2 separate regions of the Homo sapiens genome follow, and region 2 is linked to region 1. Evidence: chromatin loops called from intact Hi-C (ENCODE). Cell type or tissue: MCF 10A. All regions are shown on one strand.

What was found. Hi-C counts contacts between places; a loop is a spot of excess contacts. Peaks named below come from ENCODE experiments on the same cell type or tissue, not always from the same donor. Only the 100,000 strongest peaks of a DNase experiment are listed, where the experiment ranks them.
Region 2: a loop joins it to region 1, with 19 times the contacts of the local background. A loop is called at or near these places in 7 of 110 quality-filtered maps.

Annotation. Positions count from the first base shown.
Region 1 is chr4:112,600,233-112,608,232 of GRCh38, reverse strand. It overlaps ZGRF1 (zinc finger GRF-type containing 1), which reads left to right. Exons shown (of 28, transcript NM_018392.5): 9 at 2,142-2,225; 10 at 4,536-4,709. Among named protein-coding and RNA genes, the nearest start is that of ZGRF1, 33 kb to the left of the region's middle. In MCF 10A, a CTCF peak has its summit at 3,452 (motif pointing right); a DNase peak (open chromatin) is centred at 3,462.
Region 2 is chr4:112,345,094-112,353,093 of GRCh38, reverse strand. All of the region lies in intron 2 of ALPK1 (alpha kinase 1), which reads right to left. Among named protein-coding and RNA genes, the nearest start is that of ALPK1, 52 kb to the right of the region's middle. In MCF 10A, no CTCF peak of the experiment used is centred here; a DNase peak (open chromatin) is centred at 4,373.

The DNA.
Region 1 (8,000 bases):
TTTTTTAAAAGTCTGTTGAAGCCGGGAGCAGTGGCCCGTGCCTATAATCTCAGTTACTCAGGAGGCTGAGGCAGGAGGATCGTTTGAGTTGAGATAGAGTCCAGCCTGGACCACATAATATGACATAGTATGATCCCCCTCTTATTAACAAGACAATAAAAATATGCTGTCATCTCACAGTAATGAAAAGGTCTTAATAATCTATTGCAATAAAAATTATTTAAATCTGTTTTTAGCTTTAAGATAGGAGTACATTTGTATTTTTGTAATGGCTCTTTTTTTTTTCTTTTTTCAGACGGGTTCTTACTCTGTCACCCAGACTAGAGTGCAGTGGCACAGTCACAGCTCACTGCAGCCTTGACCTCCAGTGCTCAAGCCATCCTCCTGCTTCAGCCTCCAAAGTAGCTGGGACCACAGGTGCACAGTACGATGGCTGGATAATTATTTTTTATTTTTTTATTTTGTAGAGATGGAGTCTGACTACATTGTTCAGGCTGGTCTTGAACTCCTGGCCTCAAGCAATCCTCCCACCTCCACCTCCCAAAGTGCTGGGATTATAGATAGGCATGTGCCTGGCCTATAATGGCTCTTCTTACTACAACTCTCTGAAACAACCTCTTTATGTATGTTGGTGGTAGAAGGAACTTTCAAAACAGTGTGTTCTTTGAAGATACCCTTAATGCCACTTCTGCCTCATTTTTAAAAGTATAATTAACTACATATTGCAAAAGAGCTATTCTTGCGAGAAGGTAGTATGCGAATTAATTTTGAAAACTGTATATTAGAAAATTGTAATTCTGGCTTGGCACAGTGGCTCACACGGGTAATCCCAACACTTTGGGAAGCCAAGACAGGGGTATCATTTGAGGCCAGGAGTTTGAGATCAGTGTGGGCAATACAGTGAGACTCCAACTCTAAAAAAAATTTTTTTAAATAAAAATAATTAGGTGGCATGGTGGCACATGCTTGTAGTCCCAGTTACTCAAGAGGTTGAAGCAGGAGGATTACTTGATCCCAGAGGTCAAGGCTTCAGTGAACAACGATTGCGCCACTGCACTCCAGCCTGGGTGACAGAGCAAGACCCTGTCTCTTAAAAAAAAAAGAAAAAATTCTAATTCTAAAATATAGGTTGAATATTTTTAAGAGCTACTTGGTTGGCAGTTGTGCTTATATATAAGTGTTATTAAAGGAAAGTGACCATTATTTGAAGAAATATACTACTTTATCTCTGGTCTGTTGGGGAAGTGTTTTTTCTTCATATTTGTTAAACATTTAAACAATTACTTTTGTAGTTGAATTCATTTTCTGTGTCTATCCAAGTCATATGAAAAATTATGGTTATTTTGTATATTACTTGATGAACTAAAAATGACTTGTTGCTGTTGTCAGTATCGTGTTTTGTGATTGCTAGGAGATGATTCATTCTTCAAATAGTCAATTACACTTTTTCAATTTTTCTTCCTTTCATTTCTTACTAATTTTAAAATAGATGATCTGCATTAACATAGTATTAGGTTTGACAGGTGATTTATTATGTACCTGGCATTTTTTTCTTTTTCTATTTTTTTTTTTTTTGAGACGGAGTTTTGCTTTGTTGGCCAGGCTGGAGTGCAATGGCGTGATCTCAGCTCACCACAATCTCTGCCTCCAGGGTTCAAGCAATTCTGCCTCAGCCTCCTGAGTAGCTGGGATTACAGGCATGTGCCACCACGCCAGGCTAATTTTGTATTTTTAGTAGAGATGGGGTTCCTCCATGGTGGTCAGGCTGGTCTCGAACTCCTGACCTGAGGTGATCTGCCTGCCTCGTCCTCCCAAAGTGCTGGGATTACAGGCGTAAGCCACTGCACCCAGTTATACCTGGCATTTTTTTCTAGTGTTCAAAGATTTAATTAAAAATTTAGAATCAGAATTTTCTAATGTGCTAAGTTTTCAAATTAATTAGCATAGTGACTTACCTGCTAAAGTACCCCTTTGCCAGGGAGAGCTAGCTTGTATGTGTGTGTAGACAGAAGCAAGATAGAGATGGCAAGTGTGTTTTCACAGGGCAAACTTAAGTTTTGCAATTATTTTTCCATCAAAATCATGAATCACCTGTGAAACTATTCTAGCTAACTAGATAACTTATTCATATTTTATCCTAGTTCTCTTCCTCGGGAAGTAAAGAAGAGACTGCTTTTCAAGCTGTTATTCCTAAACAAATAGAGAGAAAAACCTGTGACCCTAAGGTAAAATTTGTGAAGAACATCGATTTATTTAACCAACTACATTTTCTTTTCTGTTTAAAACAAAAAAACAAAAAAACAAGTATCAGAGTTTTCACAGGCAGAAGGTTAGTAGCATAATAAATAAGTCTGGTTTTAAGAACAAGAAAAACTATTTAATGACTCCTGCCCCCCTTTTTGGTCTTAAACTTTCTCTATACTACTAATGAGCTAATAATAACAGTGTTTACATTATCCTTCCGTACATAGGATACTCTAGGGGTTGGACACAAAGCCATGTAGAGTAAAATTAATGAATACTCTGTGGGGAACAAAATGAGTATCTTTATACCCTTTAACTTATTATAGTCTATTCTGCCACTTATACTTCTGAGTATATAGAAGTATACGTAACCAACATCTAAGTAGTGCTACCTATTCTATATCAAAAATTAACAAAGACAACAGCATAAAAATGGATGGGTTTTGTAAATAGCAGTTCTACTCCTAAAACCCAACACACCTCTGGAAGAGATCTACATGGCAGCATAGAAGGCAAGGTACCTATTTTGGCCAGGCATGGTGACTCATGCCTGTAATCCCAGTACTTTGGGAGGCCAAGGCGGGTGGATCACTTGAGGCCAGGAGTTCGAGACCAGCCTGGTCAACATGGCAAAACCCCGTTTCTACTAAAAATACAAAAACTAGCTGGGTGTGGTGGTACACACCTGTAGTCCCAGCTACTCTGGAGGCTGAGGCATGAGAATCACTTGAACCTGGGAGGTGGAGGTTGCAGCGAGCCAACATTGTGCCACTGCACTCCAGCCTGGGTGACAGAACGAAACTCTGTCTCAAAAAAAAAAAAGTGGGGGAGGTAATGTACCTGTTTCCTTGTGGGGAGTATACATTACCCATCAGACAAAGCAGAAGCAGAAATATACAGAATCTTTAACAGTTGAGACTCATTTTTATTGCAATGTTTATTTTTAAATTCAGAAGAATATTTTCCACCAAAGTCCTATTAAAGGGGCATTTAAATTAGATTTTTCTTTCAAATGTGTGATTTACAGTTCTTCATTTTTGAATAAGAGTATATTCAAATTATATATTACTGTCATTTTGTTAGTTAAAAATGAATTAATCCTTTACCTACATTCCTTTGACTCTGTTACAGTCTTATTTTTCCACATTTTGGGTAAGCTTTACTTTGTATGGAGTAAAAAATCCTAGAACCCTCCAGGGGGCAGCAGAGAAAGCCATTTGAAGCCTGAAAACAGACTGAGTGAAAGAGCCTGTCTAAGGAACATGTCTACATTGGAATCACACTCTTAGGCTTTTGCTCTCAGAGCAGTAGGATATCACATCTTTCTACTGAGAGGCAGAGAGTCCACCACCCATCCTGCAGTTGAGCCTGATATTTTACAAAACCCCTAAGTAAAGAGAAATGCTGTTTGCATTCTTTCTCATTGTTCCCTTTCTGTTACTGGCTGTTTATTTATTGCTTCCTGTATACCAAGTACTGTGTGGTACCTAGATGAAGCAAAACATCTCTGCTCACAAGGGGCTTACAGTACAATTAGTACAGAAATAAGGAAAAACTTCATTGAAGTATGAAGTTGTGAGTCTATAATATATAGTATTGTATGTAATGCATAGTTGTATAATATATAGTGGAAGCATTGAGAAGCAACTAAATATTTCTGGTTTAATTAGCTATTATTATTATACTCATCTTTATGCTTGTAATAAAATTATACTTATTCATTTGTTTCCCCCTCATTGGCTATAAATCATACTTTTTTTTTTTTGAGATGGAATCTCTCTATGTCACCCAGGCTGGAGTGCAGTGGCGTGATCTCAGCTCACTGCAACCTCCAACTCCTTGGTTCAAGCAATTCTCCGGCCTCAGCCTCCCGAGTAGCTGAGATTACAGGCGTGCACCACCACGCCTGGCTAATTTTTTATATTTTTAGTAGAGATGGGGTTTCACCATGTTGGTCAGGCTGATCTTGAACTCCTGACCTCAAGTGATCCACCCACCTTGGCCTCCCAAAGTGCAGGAATTACAGATGTGAGCCACCATGCCCAGCCTAAATCATACTTTTTAATGTTGAACTTAAATGTAGTTAAATCGATGCACTTTGAATTTGTTACCCATAACGTATGTTTTAGGATAATAGGAGAATTTCCCGGTTTTCAGCATTAGTTCCTGGTATTTACAATAGTTCCTGTAATAAAAAGCTGAATTATGTATTGTATTCTGTGTGTTTACTTTGTGAATATATATGTCAACATATAGTTATGCAGTTCTTATTTTTAATAATTTACCTGTAGCCTGTTGAGTTTCAAGGACATCAAGTAAAAGGATCAGCTACTAGTGGTGTAATGGTCAGAGGACACAGCTCACAGCTAGGATGCAGTCAGTTTCCAGATAGCACTGAGTATGAAAACTTTATGACAGAGACACCAGAGTTACCTAGCACGTGTATGCAGATTGACTTCTTGCAGGTAAAAATATTTTTATAGTTGCATTTTGCCAAATCATTTTCTTTATGTTAATACTACATTTTGTGAAAATAGTATAGTTGTTTATACAGTTATAAGTTAAAAAGGAGTACAGTAAATTGACAAGAAGCATAATATCTCAAAACTAAATAACAAAAGTATTTTACTTGAAAGATGTATTACTTTTTTAACATTGGGAGTTTAACAGATTACTTTTCACTTCAGAGAAGACTATAAATTCATGACAAAAGCAAACAGGTACATTACACAAAGAAAATACTCACCTGTTTAACATCTAATAGATTTTTTTTCTTCTGATATTTCCCTTCTCTCTTTAAATATGACACTGAGTACCTCTAGTTGCTACCAAAGGCAGATTTCTGGGGATGAAAATAGAGGTCATGAGGTTAGAATGATAAGCATGTATTTGAAACAGTGTTCATCAAAGAGATTTTTTTTTAAATTTCCCTTTTTGTCAAAGCATAATACATATGAGAAGAAATAAAGAAAAAAAAGCATAATACATATATGAAATAAGTAAATCATCACAAAGCATACTCATATAACCTCCACCTTTAACAAATAGAGCATTCTCAGCATCTCAGAAGCTCTCCTTCTGCCCCTTTTCAATCACTACCCTTTTCACTTTTCCCTAAGATATCCACTGTCTTGACTTATAACCATCTATTAGTTTTGCTTTTAAAACTTTATATAAATAGAATCATACACAGTGTATTCTTTGTGTCTGCCCTCTTTTGTTTAATATTGCAATTCTGAAATTCATTTATGTTGTTGCCTGTGGCTATAATTTATTCATTTTAATTGCTGGTGTAGTATTCTGTTGCATAAATATATCCCAATTTATCCATTCTTCAGATGTTTGTGTTATTTGTGTTAAGGGACTATTACAGATACTGCTGCTGTGAACATTCAAGTACCATCATGAACATGTACATATACACACATGCGTGACATACTTATGTTGGTTATATTACCTAGGAGTAGCATCATTGAGTCACTGGATAGGATATATTTACTTTTAGTACATAATGCAAAACTGATTTCCAAAGTGGTTTTTATAATTTACATTTCCATTAGGAGTGTATGAGAGTGCCCATCACTCTACATCTTTACCAACACTTGATGCTGTTTTTGGTTTTCAGTTTTAGCTATTCTGGTGGGTATATATTGGTACTTCAGTTGTAGTTTTAATTTGCATTTTCCTGCCTGATAGTGAGGTTGGGACCTTTTTTGTATGCCTATTGGCCATCTCTTTATCCTCTTTGATGTAGTGCCTGTTCAGCTTTCTTCCTTTTTTTTTTTGAGACAGAGTTTTGCTCTTGTTGCCCAGACTGGAGTGCAATGGCGTGATCTTGGCTCACTGCAACCTCTGCCTCCTGGGTTCAAGCGATTCTCCTGCCTCAGCCTCCCAAGTAGCTGGGATTACAGGCATGTGCCACTGAGCCCAGCTAATTTGTATTTTTAGTAGAGATGGGGTTTCTCCATGTTGGTCAGGCTGGTCTCGAACTCCTGACCTCAGGTGATCTGCCGGCCTCGTCCTCCCAAAGTGCTGGGATTACAGGCGTGAGCCACCATGCCTGGCCTCTTCCTCATTTTTTAATTGACGTGCTTATCTTTTAAAAAATTTTCTGGAATTCTTTATATAATTTGGATACCTACTCATTGTCAGTTGTATGCTTTGCAAATATCTTTCCTGACCCTTACTTACCTTTTCACTCTTAATGGTATCTTTGATGAATCAAAAATTTTTCTTTTTTTGTTGTTTTTTGAGACAGAGTCTTAACTCTGTCACCCAGGCTGGAGTGCAGTGCATGAACATGGCTCACTGCAGCCTCAACTTCTTGGACTCAAGCAATCCTCCTGCCTCAGACTCTCGAGTAGCTGGGACTACATGTGCCCACCACTATGCCCAGCTAATTTTTTTTTTTTTTTTAGACAAGGTCTTGCTCTGTCACCCAGTCTGGAGTGCAGTGGCGTGATCTCAGCTCACTGAAACCTCTGCCTCCTGGGTTCTAGCAATTCTCCTGCCTCAGCCTCCCGAGTAGCTGGGATTACAGACATGCGCCACCATGCCTGGCTAATTTCTTGTATTTTTAGTATGGTTGCATATACATTTAGAACTAGCTTAACAATTTGCTATGTTGGCCAGGTTGTTCTCAAACTCCTAGCCTCAAGTGATCTGCCTGCCTCGGCCTCCCAAAGTGCTGGGATTACAGGCATGAGCCACTACTCCCGGCTGCCCAGCTAATTTTTAAAATTTTTTTGAGATGTTGTTTCACCAGGTTGCTGCTGGTTTTGAACTCCTGGGCTCAAACGATCTTCCTGCCTCAGCCCCCCAAAGTGTTGGGATTATAGGTGTGAACCACCACGCCTGGCCTAGTTTATCATTTTTTTTTTTTTTTTGAGATGGAGTCTTGCTCTGTTGCCCAGGCTGGAGTGCAGTGGCGTGATTTTGCCTCACTGCAACCTCTGCTGTTGGGGTGATCAGACCCAACACCAGGTTGTAGGGGTGATGAAGTCTGGCAGAGTCAAAGGATTGAGAAAAAGACAGTATGAGAAGTAAAACTGGGACCAGGTGGCCATCGCGATCATGGAGGCTGCGAAGGCCCCGATCTCTGGGAGCCCACACTGTTTATTGGTAATCCAACAGAGAAACAGGTGGTGAGAATGTGGAGGTCAAAAGGGCAGGCACATGATCTACAGCTGTGACAGTTTAGCATTTATAAGGAACGTGTTCTGCTACTTGAGATAATGGGAATAGGAGCCTAGGAGGGCTAGAAGCAAGGAGCCAGCAAGTCTACACACATTCCAGAGGACATTATGTCAGTCATGCAAGCCCTACCTCAGTTTCCCTCCCAACACTCAGCTTGTTCCCAACACTCCGCCTCCTGGGTTCAAGTGATTCTCCTGCGTCAGCCTCCCAAGTAGCTGGGATTACAGGTGCCCACCACCACGCCAGCTAATTTTTGTATTTCTAGTAGAGACGGGGTTTCACCATGTTGGCCAGGCAGGACTCGAACTCCTGACCTCGTGATCCGCTTGCTTCGGCCTCCCAAAGTACTGGGATTACAGGAGTGATCCACCACACCTGGCCCTAGTTTATCATTTTTAATGTAATTTATTTGCTGTTTCCTTTACGATTAGCGCTTTTGTATCTTAAGAAATCTTTCTCTGGATGACAAGGTCACTCACACCTGTAATCCCAGCACTTCAGGAGCCTGAAGCAGGAGGATCACTTAAGGCAAGGAATTCAAGACCAGCCTGGGCAACATA
Region 2 (8,000 bases), 260 kb after region 1:
TGAGGTAGGAGGATGTCTTGAGCCTGGGAGGCAGAGGTTGCAATGAGCTGAGATTGCACCACTGCAGTCCAGTTCAGCCTGGGTGACAGAATGAGACCCTATCTCAAAAAAAAAAAAAAAAAGGAAAGGAAAGGAAAGGAAGAAGAAAAAGAGAGAAGACAGAAAGAGAGAGAAAGAAAGGAAGAAAGAAAGAGAAAGAAAGGAAGGAAGGAAGGAAATTGAAGTACATTCATACATTGGGAAAAAATAAACAAATGAATAACTTATGGTTACATATAACAACATGGGTAAATCTTAGAAATATAAAAAGCAGTCACAGAGGAATCCATGGGTAAAATTTACAAACATTATAACCAAACAATATATTGTTACAGGATACAAATATACAGTTGGCCTTTTGTATCTGTGCATTTCACATTTATGAATTCAACCACCTGTGGATCAAAATATTTAGAAAAACAAAAATAATACAACTAAAAAACCAATTCAATATAACAACTATTTACATAGCATTTACATTGTATTAGGTATTACAAGTAACCTAGAGATTATTTAAAGTTATGGGTAAGAATATGTGTAGGTTATATACAAATATTATGCCATTTTCTATAATATCAGAGACTTGAGCATCCAAGAATTTTGGTATCCTGGAGATCCTGGAACCAATCTCCCATGGATACCAAAGGATGACTGTATATAGTAAAATTACAAAGAAAAGTAATGATTAACTAAAACTCAGAATTGTGGATTTTTTGAGGGGAGCAGGAAGAAGATGTAAAGGAAGCACATGGAGGAGACTTCAAAGCAAGTGGTATGTTTTTCTATTTAAATCTATGGCTTGGTCTTTGGGTATTCATCATGTTCCATGTATATCACATCTATTTTATAAATTCTCGATAGTTGTTCCGCATTTGATGAAAATATTAAAAAGAATAAAATGAAAACCCAAGCCTGGAAGTATTGGGTTGGTAATGAATATCATTTACTGCTTTTAGGGTTGGAACCAGGGACTCCATTGAGAGGTGGTAAAAGATACATCCTTTCAGAGCAGGGAGAGGCACTTGCACAGGTAATTCTAGAGGGAATAGGATTTGGAATTGCTGGATGGACAAGTGAGTAAAAGAATTCTAGTTGGAGAATGACATGAACAAAGACTGTGAGGAGGAGATCCTCATTTTATGTTGGGGATCCATGGTAAACATAGTCTATTGAGATAATTGATTATATATAAGCAGTTTGAACTATTAGTTTGAGAAACACTAGATTGCCAGGAAATTCAACTTATCTTTTCATTCTATTTACATAGAAAATGAAATAAAAGACTGGGCACAGCGGCTCACATCTGTAATCCCAACAGTTTGGGAGGTTGAGGCGGGCAGATCACCTGAGGTCAGAAGTTCGAGACCAGCCTGGCCAACATGGCAAATCCCCATCTCTACTAAAAACACAAAAATTAGCTGGGCATGGTGGCGCGTGCTTGTAATCTCAGTTACTCGGGAGGCTGAAGCATTAGAATTGCTTGGACCCGGGAGGCAGAGGCTGCAGTGAGCCGAGATCGTGCCACTGCACTCCAGCCTGGGTGACAGAGCAAGACTCTATAAAAAAAAAATGAAAAAAAAGAAGTGTCTGATTTTTTTTTTAAAGCAAAGTATATTTTAGGAAATTCTGTAAGTGAAAATGAAGGTCTTTGCTATGTCACTTTCATATCAACACTTACAGTCTGAGGACAACACCTTATTAAAATGGGAAATTAGATGCCAAAGCTGTCCCTTCCCTCTATCTCTCTTGCCTTTGTGTCCCACCCTCCTCTGTCCAGTTCACTGCAGCTGCACGTGTTTACCAAACTTGACTTCTCAAGGAAGTGCAATGAGAGTGTTCCGGGTCATGAATGGGTTACCTCCCGGCCTGAAGAAGAAAAAATAGGAAAAAGAAAAGGCCATCACTGCAGAGGCTGCCGCTCATACTCTCCAGCTACAGTTACCCACTCCATCAGCCATGGTGACATCTGACGAACTATTAGCCTGGCCCACATAGCTGGAAGAGCGACATCTCAGGTCAAGGTGAGTCAAGCCTGCCATCTGGTCCTGGCTCCAGGCTCCTGCACTGATGACTTCAAAATGGTACTTCCAGGAAAGTTTTCTTGGCATTTCTGCACCCCAAATGAGAGAACGCTCACATAGACTCACCCCATATGTCCCCAAATCCAGAACTATCATGATACTAGGAGGCAGTCATAAAGTAGGGGAAAATATTTCATAAACTTTAAAGAGCCTTCAACTTGAGATGTATTCTCTGAGAGGCAGATAGTGTCCACCTATATTCTAGGTAAAGAATTTGAGCCATGGAGGTGAAGAGGCAGGAGTAAGCTGAATGACTTCCAAAAGCTATGACAGAGAAGATCAGGATAAGAGTGCAGAGTCCTGACTTGTCCTGAAAACGCATGATCACTTTGCTTTCCACTAAATGGTACCAGAGGTCTGGAGAAAAACTCAGCAAGAGTAATTTTGGTGGAAGAGAAATAGTTTATCTTCAGAAGAAGAAATGGAGTAGTCTTGACCATTTAGTCTGTGCTACAGTGGGTGAGGCAACGGAAATGCGCTGTTTATACCAACGGAGTCAGAATGTCAAAACTGCTGCATCTCTCCAGGGATGGAGTAGGAGGAGGGAGGGTCCCGATGTTGGTGTGATACGTACATGAAAACAGCATGAAGCATATTGTAATATAAAATTGTCAGGGCTGTGAAGCATTGCATTATTTTGATGAGGCCAGGAAATGTGCGGATTAAGGATCGTTTTGCAACAGAGTATTTTAAAATCTGTATTTATAATTTTCACAGCCAGGAAAGTTAATTTATTTTGCATAGAACTATGTAGCTTTGAAGTTAGAGATAGCCCACAAAGGAGCAATCTGTCTTGGAGTAATGGGATGTGGGGGCTCTGAAATAACAGGAGCAGAAAAATGAAGATGTTGAAATGAAGAATTGTGGTTTCACTGTCTTGATTATCAATAAACAGCCAAGTTAAGCACATGCACTTTGCAGTGAGGCTTCCTAGATTTAAATTTCTGCTACTTACTAGCTGAGTAGCTTTAGGCAAATCATGTCTCAGTTTTCTCATAGGTCTGGGCTACTAGGACACTGTAATAGTGAATTTCTTCTGGAGCCTAAAATACCATGCTTAGATACTTGAGAATTTCTGCTCACAAAAAAAGCTTAAGAGTTTTTTTAAAAAATTAAAATGTAGGCCGGGCGTGGTGGCTCGTGCCTGTAATCCCAGCACTTTGGGAGGCCGAGGCAGGTGGATCACAAGGTCAGGAAATCAAGACCATCCTGGCTAACACGGTGAAACCTGTCTCTACTAAAAATACAAACTATTAGCCAGGCGTGGTGGTACACGCCTGTAGTCCCAGCTACTCGGGAGACTGAGGCAGGAGAATCGCTTGAACCTGGGAGACGGAAGTTGCAGTGAGCCAAGATTGCACCACTGCACTCTAGCCTGGGTGACAGGACAAAACTCTGTCTCAAAAATAAAGCGGGGGGGGGCAGGGGTTGGGGCGGTAATAATAGGATCAATCTCACAGTTTTATAAGCATCAACTGAATTAACATATGTAAAACACAAAAAAAATTGCCTAGCACATAGTGAGTGCTTCATAGGTATCAATTATTGCTATCAATAAAGTTTTCAAGAAATTAAATTTTATTTTTTAAGAGGTTATCCAATCTCTCCTAGTTTACTCTGGATTTGGTTTCCTTGTTGGCTTCATTACCATTTAGGTTTTTGAGAAATAAAATTGCTTGACTATGCAAAGTCTTCAGGTTCCTGATATTTTTCCAGTATAAAGTCACGTAATAATAAGTTGATGCAAAAGTAATTGCAGTTTTTGCCACTGGGATTATCTCCTAGATAATTATCTGGATCCATATTCAATTAATGAATAGAAATTCTGTTCAATAATTGAAATGTTATGACCACTTATTAGACTTTTTCAGGGAAAAAGATGTGAATTTCATTTGCTTAAAACAAGACAAAAAAAAAACAAAAACTGCATCCAGCCAACTTGGTTTAATCAGCTGTTTGCCTCCAGGCACTCAGCCTGCCTCTGTCTGAGGTGTCAGAGAAGTGCGCCCTGAAGTGGCTGACAGGAAAGAAGAGCCTCCATCGGATTACAGATCAGACAGAAACACCCACAGCCCCTCATCTTCTCCTTTGCTCCGAGACACACACAAAGCTCTTTATTTATTTTATACTTAAAATGTCAAAGGCGCCTAGGGGTGGGCCTCTGGCCTGGGGATTGGCAGACCACACTCCTGGGCTGACATAATGAAAGTCCACCATGTGGCTGTGTGATTCACACAGCGTGTTCATGTCACCAGCAGCCGATGGGTCTTGGCAGGGAGCCTCCTACTGGCTTGGAAACAAATAGGACTTGCATGTCCTCAAGTGGCAGGGAGATGGTAACGGAGAACCGCCTGGATGTCCGCACACTTTGCAGGCGCAAAGACAGCAAACACCCACATGCCAAGCTATTCACAGAGTGACAACTAAGTACAGGCCAGCAGCAAGGGACTCTGTAAGACAAGCAGTCGACAGTAGGATTCTACTAGTCCTGCCTGATCTTAAGGAGAACAAACTCAAAATGTGTCTGCAAAGAAAAGATAGCACATTTCATTTTTTGTTGACTTACCTCTCGACACCGCGCCTAAGCACCTCATGGCTTGTGCAAAGCACAGAGGCCTTGGTGTAGCTAGCCTTCAGAGACCAACAGACTTGTTTAGAAAACCAGGCCTTCTTCTATTCACTCTATAACTTGCAGTTTTAATGCCCTTAAACTTAAAACTGAAATTCTGAATTTGAGAATCAAGAACTAGATTTCACCAGGCTGATTTGGAAAATGAGCACAGTTTTAGACTTTCAGGATTCTACACTTTCTGTAAGAGTTATGTGACTGAGTGAAATGCGGCTAAGTTGCAGAGCAAATGTGCTCAGAACGCCAATCACCTGGCTTAGGGGATGATTATTGTTTTTGAACCACTCTGCTTACTTTCTTTGGTACCTCTTCAAGCGGAAGAACTCTCATTTTCTCCTTTCTCTAATAAGGAGGATGGCGATCTGAGACTTAGTGTTAATTCTATTCTTTGCTTTTAGCTAATGAAGGAATATTTGCCAGTATAGAGCTAACAGTGTGATACAGGAAATTTTTAAAAAATAAGTAAATCGAAATAGGCAAGTGAAACATATTAGCTTTTACACAGTCTATTACTGGCAAAAAATAATTGCTTGCTTCCTGCTCTTTCCTTAAAGCTTGGCTTTCATAGCTAACTTAGAAGTTTAATGCATCAAATAAGATGCACTGTATCTGTAAACTTCTCAATGGTATTTAAGCATTTACTGAATATCTGTTGTATACATATTTGGTATTTGGAAGGTTACCAGAGAAACAGAAGAGATATTTTCAACCCACAGAAACAACTTCATTCGAGAAGTAAACATAATTATATAATTCAACTTGTAAAAAATTCCAAAGCAACATTCTGACCCACAGGATGAGTTTACTTAAATTTAGGAAAGTTGGAGAATTCATTCCATCCTTCCTACTATTATACTACTTAGAAGAAAAGGTATTTATTATTAGATCTTGACAAAGAAAATTGAATCGGGTTGATGATATGACTTTTATAAGATTACAGTGAGGAAGGTAGCAAGGAATATGGTTCCCATTTGAAGATTAAGTCAAAAGTTCAGTGATTTGTCAAAGTTCAAATAGCAACTCATTAAGATTACGTGCCAGAAGTTAGACATAAGCTTTTAAGGCCACTGTGGTTTTATGTGAGACCACTCTGTGTCCTGCTTTTTGTGGGGAAGAAACTGATCATCATACTGACAAGCAGAAATCATTAGTTTAACAGAATGTTGATTCTATGACAGAAAAGTATATGTAGTTTATTTAAAGACACGACTCTTAGGCTTGATTCTCAAATTTTAAAACACTGAAACAGCTACTGCTATATTTTTCCTGGGGAAAAAGTATCCTAATTTGACCTTATTCGAGCTACAATATAAGTCCAGAGGACCAATGAAGGGGAAGAAAAGAACTGATGAGGTCTAAGTGGTGATTGCATTTATAGATTAATCCTGACAGGAAGCAAATACATCTCCTCCCAGGAGGCCCCAGTGTAGTCAACTGAGAAGTGGGGTCGTTATTTATGAGCACAGTGGACTCTTCCCATTACAATAAACATTTTAATTACTTTAAGTGAAAGATTATTTTTGCTGGTAGGAAGCTTAAAAAGTAAATACTGTACTGTTGTTTGTTTTTCGATGTTGGCTATGTGTGTAATCTTCTATTCTTAAAACTGTTTCACACAGCAATTTGTCTTACCCTGAAATCATAATGGGAAAATAGTATATACTTAAGAAAGCATTTCACATACCAAAACCTGCAATGCCCCACATGGGGAAAGAGTAGGCCAAATGACTGGTTGGCATCATGGACCCAGAGCAATTTCATTTCCATCTGTTTTATATGATGGCCATCCACATACAATTTCATTGACACCAATAAGTTTGGAAAACACTTATCCAAATGAATCAATGAAGATGGAGTAGGAACATAATGATGGTGTGATTTTTATTTTTCAACAAGGTGACACATTCTCATTCTAAAAGTTACTACCACATATCACAAAACGTGTCAACCATATAAATCCACAATGAATGTCGTTAAGAGTCCTCATGAAACTGTTGTGTTATGGAAGCAAAACAACTAATTTGTAATATGAGACTCAAATAATGAATTTCCTTTCTTAAAACTCAAAGTCCCATGATTTCTGACTGATAATATATGATATAATAAATGATATTAAAGAATTAGTGTTAATTTTTAAGGTGGGATAAAAGTAGTGTGGTTATATTTAAAAAGAGTTCATATCAGCTGGACGTGGTGGCTCACACCTGTAATCCCAGCACTTTGGGAAGCCCAGGTGGGCAGATCACCTGAGGTTGGGAGTTCGAGACCAGCCTGATCAACATGGAGAAACCCCATCTCTACTAAAAATACAAAATTAGCCTGGCATGGCAGCGCACGCCTGTAATCCCAGGTACTCAGGAGGCTGAGACAGGAGAATTGCTTGAACCCGGGAGACAAAGGTTGCAGTGAGCCGAGATTGCACCATTGCACTCCAGCCTGGGCAACAAGAGTGAAACTCCAAGAGTTCATATCGTTTAGGGATACATTCTGAAATACTTAGAAATGAAATTATATGGAGTCTGAGATTTGTTTCAAAAGAATTTGAGGCATGGAGCTGGGGAGAAATTAAAGATGTAAATTAGTCAAGGTTGGCTATGGACTATTAAATGTTGAAGCTACATAAGAGTACATGAAGTTTTTACATTGCTCCCTCTACTTTTGTAACAACATATTCGAAATTTTTAATAATAAAAAATTTAAAAATTCTCTTTTGAGGACCCCAACAAAAAGGAATGGTCTTGATGAATTTTGAGAGGCAGCAAGAGACCGTTCTGAAATTATTTGAAATCTCCTCTTCCCTGGTTTAGATAACCAACAAAATTGGGCTTCGGCCTCCCTAATATGACCACTACTCTGCAAAATGAAGCTACTGCTTTATCCAATTCTGTAATTAAGTCCAGATTATGCATATTTGGAGTATCTGCTTACTGTGTTGCCAACAACACATTGTATTTTTAATCAGGGCCCCATTCCACCCACATCCACATCATGTAATGCTTCTAGGTTACTGTGCCTCATTGTCCTGTTAGTATGTACTTAGAAATCACAGCTGAACTTTAATATTATCTTAAGCAAAATACAAACAAAAAGTTAAATGTGGTGCAAAAATAATCATACCATATACTTCAAAGCCATTAGTATGGGTAAATGAGCACTGTCTATAAAAACACGAGAAGCACGCCCCCTATTAACACTGTCTTGGGAAATCAGAGGCTACAACTCTGAATGAGCATGGCAGCCATGCCTACTTT